Linked DNA regions of Homo sapiens: region 2 is linked to region 1. A link is an interaction called in ENCODE POLR2A ChIA-PET data of the cell type or tissue named here. Cell type or tissue: MCF 10A. All regions are shown on one strand. Region 1 overlaps ARHGEF12 (Rho guanine nucleotide exchange factor 12). Region 2 overlaps ARHGEF12 (Rho guanine nucleotide exchange factor 12).

Region 1 (2,500 bases):
CCGCCTAACGGTAATTTTATACACTACTGTAAATAATTTTGTGCATGAAACAAAGTTTGTATTATGTACTTACGTGTAGAATTTTCCACCTGTGGCACATGGCACCCAAAAAGTTTCAGATTTTGAAGCATTTCTGATTTTGGATTTTTGGATTAGAGCTACTCGACCCATACTGACAAACTATTACCTCTGAAACTAATGTTCTCAATTGTGATACAACAACAGAAAAACAGTATGAATCATGGCAAGTCAAACTTATTCTTCTTGGGCAAATTTTTATTTATTTATATTTTAAATAGACTATATTGTCACAAGTAACCAAAACCAGAATCAACTCCACTAATTCTGTAAAACTGGTTTTTCCTTCCCAAGAAAAACTCAAAATTAAGTAATTTTATTTACAAGCCAATGATAGCTACTTTTCTACTGTAGTTCCTACATGGACTCTGAAATGAGACTAGCAATATAATGTAATTAGAAAAAACTAAAGCTAACTGGATATCTATAAAGACTACTTTAATATAAGTGTCTCTGTACACAATGAAAGAAGCTAGTTAAGGAAACAAAATTAATTTGATAGTGGTACTATACTAAAATATTTCCATCATGTTATATACAATAATTATTTATTTCCTAATCTGCACAAATCCTCTTCTGCCACCTCATTGTCACCTGAAAATCTACAAACTGAAGAGATTATATCTGTTTATTTTGTGTCCCACTGTTTATTACCTAACAATCCCCCCAAAAAAAGAATGTCCTGTGAAACGGTAATCCTAGATCCATAACAGAATGTCTCATATTCCCTACAACCATGGAAATGACAAACTTACTGGTTATACTGAATGCTCATAAAATCTACGACATCTTGAATCAAAATGGAGGCTTTCAGGCCTTCAAGACAAACTAACCTGAGCAGCTGAAATTGGCATTAATGATTTCTAAACTAAAATTAGATAGATGAATTTCTTTACTTTTATATCATCTTAGAGATCATCTTAAAGATATGATAGATCCTTTCTCCACAGAGCAAATGGCATGGGTGAACACAGGATTTTTATAAATGATTCTGATGTTCTTCTCCAAAGAAAATAACATCACTGAGAGCTCCCAGAAGACTTGGAGCCATTAAGAGCTGGGATTCCTTTCAACTGGCATCATTCCAACAGAGGCTCAGTGAGAAATGAAACCTCTGCAAATCAAATCTGTTGCAATGTTATTTTTTCCAGAGGTTAATTACCTGCTTCTGCTACACACACACACACACACACACACACACACACACACAGACAGAGAGAGAGAGAGAGAGAGAAACAGAGAGAGACAGAGAGAAAGAAAGAAAGAAAAAGAAAGAGAAAGAAAGAAAGAAAGAAAGGAAGGAAGGAAGGAAGGAAGGAAGGAAGGAAGGAAGGAAGGAAGGAAGGAAAGAAAGAAAGAAAGGGAGAGGCTGGAAAAGTAGATGGCATTCTGTTGTAAGCCTCCTCCAGAAATACTCAAAATGAAATCAAAACAAGTTCAGGCTGTCAAATTCTAGATACGCTCTATGAACGTGCTCTGCTGCTTGACACCTGTCAGTCTATATAGTACTATTACCTCACCCTATCAGACAGTAATAATTTACTATGAGAAGTCACACGTTCAGACTTTATCTCTTAAAAATACTTAGTGAAATACTTGTAAGTGAAATTATGATATCCAAAAACTGCTTCAAAATAATCTAGTGAGAAGGGGGGAAAGAAAACAGATAAACCAAGATTGTCCGTACATTAACTGCTGGAGTAATAAAGGGAACAAGGGAGGTTCATCATACCATTCTCTGTACTTCTGTTTATGTTTGAATTTCCCACTAAAAAAAAAGAAACTTTCATAGACTCCAAATAACCCATTTAACAAGCATTTACTGAACTTGTTGATGTAGACTATATTATTTATTGTTCCAAATTATTTAACCTCCACTTTCCTTAAGAGGATTATACAGCCTTATCTGTTATCATGCAACTTGCAATGCCACCTGTGGAAGGACTATACATCCTTACCCCACTGACAGTGAGCTCTGACCATATGACTTGCTTTGGCCACTGACATGTGAGCTGATGTGACATACAACATGACTGAGTGAAAGCTTTAAGAGCCATTGTATGTCTGCATCTGTTTTCTTGCTCTCTCCCTCATCCACAATAATGGCACAGCCCAGACAGGGGATGCTCCTTGAGCCAGGGTTCCAAAATAAGAAACGTGAAGCAATGCTGCAGTCAATCCACAGCTGACAAGGTGTAGCATAAGCAAGAAGAAAAGCAGTGTTGTAAGCCACTGAAATTTGATAGTGTTGCTACAGCAGCATAACCTAGCAAAAGAAGACAGATACACTTATTATGGAGTAGGTGCAAAAAATAAAATTATAGGCTGGTATATATTTTTAAATGTTTCAGAAGATAAACCAAAAAAATTAACTATTGTTACCTATGAGGAGAAGGTATGAAAACTAACAGGTGTGTAGGAA
Region 2 (2,500 bases), 100 kb before region 1:
CATTGTGGGGGACACTCACTATCACAATCCTACTCCCACCACTCTACCATGCCAATATCTTTTTTTTTTTTTTTTTTTTTTTGAGACAGTGTTTCACTCTGTCACCCAGGCTGGAGTTTAGTGGCGAGATGATGGCTCACAGCAGCCTGGACTCCCCAGACTAAAGCAATACTACCTCAGCCTCCCAGGTAGCTCAGACTACACACATGCACCATGATACACAGCTTATTTTGGCTGTTCTTGTTGTAGAGGCAGGGTCTCACTATGTAGCTCAGGCTGGTCTCGAACTCCCAGGCTCAAGTGATCCTCCCGCCTTGGCCTTGCAAAGTGCTGGAATTACAATCAAGAGTCACCGCACCTGGCTTCAGTATTTTCAAATGTGCTACTGCCTGAGATAAGAACCATCACATGACCCCTCCCCATGGTACCACCATCCCTATTTCTCCTGCAGCCATCTCAAGTGAGCTTATCTCTCTTTATTGGGCCTGGGGTGAAAGGGAAATCAGAAAATAAAGTACAATGGAGAGGTGGAGAAATTTTAGAAATATGGAGACTAAGTAAATATGTATAAAGAGACGTTCAGTGTGGTGGAGAGATCTATACACACTTTTTTTTTTTAATTTAACAAACACAAGTTGAATGGAAACAGAATCAGAAGAGGTAAGTAAACTATGTTACGGACATTTGACAGAATACTGCCACTAAAGATGTGTGTTTTCGTTTTTTTTTTTTCTTTTCTTTTTGTTTTATTGAGGCAGAGTCTCGCTCCAGTGTCACCCAGGCTTGAGTGCAGTGGTGCAATCTCGGCTCACTACAACCTCTGCCTCCCAGGTTCAAGCAATTCTCCTACCTCAGCCTCCCGAGTAGCTGGGACTACAGGCGCATGCCACCACGCCTGGCTAATTGTTGGTATTTTTAGTAGAGACAGGCTTCATTGTGTTAGCCAGGATGGTCTCGATCTCCTGAACTTGTGATCCGCCTGCCTCAGCCTCCCAAACTGCTGGGATTACAGGCGTGAATCACCACGCCCAGCCCACGAAAGATGTTTATGACAATTATGTAGCAACATAGGGGGTACTTAGTTCAGAAATAACGCTGAATGGAAACAAGGCATATTGGGAATTCAGTAAAATCATCCTAACAACTCCTTTCTCCAGAAATTCATTCTAGCTGAAGAAGCCTCTGATGTGAAGAGGGCCTGGAGTACTGAAAATGCAGCACTTCAAACTTCAACATACTTGCACTGTTGTCATGACGGCTTGGTCTCCGTGGGGGTCCCAGGATGCTGGGGAATCCTCTTCGCTTCCCTTTTTCTTCCCCTTCTTTATCTTTCTTCATACTTTGCTAGAGTTGAAGTACAAAAAATAAGAGATACGTAACAGAGTAAATTTCTTTTGCGATTTTCATAGTGTAATGCTAATGGTTAGTTCAAAGAAATTGTTAAGTGTAAATGAAAACCCGTACACGTGTGTATGCACACAGAGCACTAATTAAAAGTTCGCACACAGTACCGTGTACACCTCAAACTCAAGATGTTTTCTTCAAACTCTTTATCACTGACAGCTTTGGAAAATCAAAGGGTAGTTTTATAGCACATTTACCAGGAACTTATTCTAAACAATTCATTCATCCATTCAACAAATATTTACTAAGCATTTTGCTAACAGTTGAAAATACAATAATAAAGAAGGTCCTTGTACTCATACAGCTTTACAATCTAGTAAACACTAAACAAAAACACAAATAATTACAAACTGACAGAATACTCTACTGCCACTAAAGATGTTCATGACGATTATGTAGCAACACAGGGGGTATTTAGTTTAGGCAAAGTAAAAGGAAAGTATAAGGCATGAACAGAATCAGAAATAGCACTCTTTGTAAACTGCTAATTTCACTTTTCACATTGTCTAATAATAGTTTATATGTCTGGATTTCTCACTGTATTTTGAGTTTCTTGAGAACAGAGACAGTATCTTATAAATGTTTGTATGACTAGCATTAATTTGCTGATTAAGTAAATACTAAGATGATGGAAGACACTGCAACCAAATGTAAAGAAGCCCTAAGGCCTGAACATGCTATTACATTATTTCATTCTTACCTTGATTTTGGGAAGAAATCCAATCCGACCCCGTTTGTGCTCCAAATTTCGAGGCTCTTTCACTTTTACTCCCAAATGCTTCATATACATGAGAATAACATACTGCATGGTGGAGCTGGAGGAGAAAGGACGAAGTAAATTAAGACTTCTGAGAAGGGAGGGTTGGTAGAATAAAGACATCAAATGATTTCCAAAACCCCAAGGTTGGAATTATTGAAATAAATCAAACAAACACTAAAGAACTAACTAGTCATTGCACAGAGAAGAGAATTCTACTCAGGACAACAGTAGAATATTAGTCAAATAACATACAAGCCACCAGAGAGAGACCACAAACTGTATTTGTAAGTTAAAAGAAATAAATTGTAATTTAGGACTGAAAGGAAAAAAACATAG

Evidence for each region. ChIA-PET counts read pairs that join two places held together with the same protein. Peaks named below come from ENCODE experiments on the same cell type or tissue, not always from the same donor. Only the 100,000 strongest peaks of a DNase experiment are listed, where the experiment ranks them.
Region 2: POLR2A ChIA-PET joins it to region 1 with 6 read pairs; 14 of 35 experiments call an interaction of 5 or more read pairs at or near these places.

What each region holds. Positions count from the first base shown.
Region 1 is chr11:120,346,059-120,348,558 of GRCh38, reverse strand. The region is part of intron 1 of ARHGEF12 (Rho guanine nucleotide exchange factor 12); the gene reads right to left. Among named protein-coding and RNA genes, the nearest start is that of ARHGEF12, 11 kb to the right of the region's middle. In MCF 10A, no CTCF peak of the experiment used is centred here; a DNase peak (open chromatin) is centred at 1,168.
Region 2 is chr11:120,447,953-120,450,452 of GRCh38, reverse strand. It overlaps ARHGEF12 (Rho guanine nucleotide exchange factor 12), which reads right to left. Exons shown (of 41, transcript NM_015313.3): 20 at 2,105-2,219; 21 at 1,239-1,344. Among named protein-coding and RNA genes, the nearest start is that of GRIK4, 63 kb to the left of the region's middle. In MCF 10A, no CTCF peak of the experiment used is centred here; no DNase peak of the experiment used is centred here.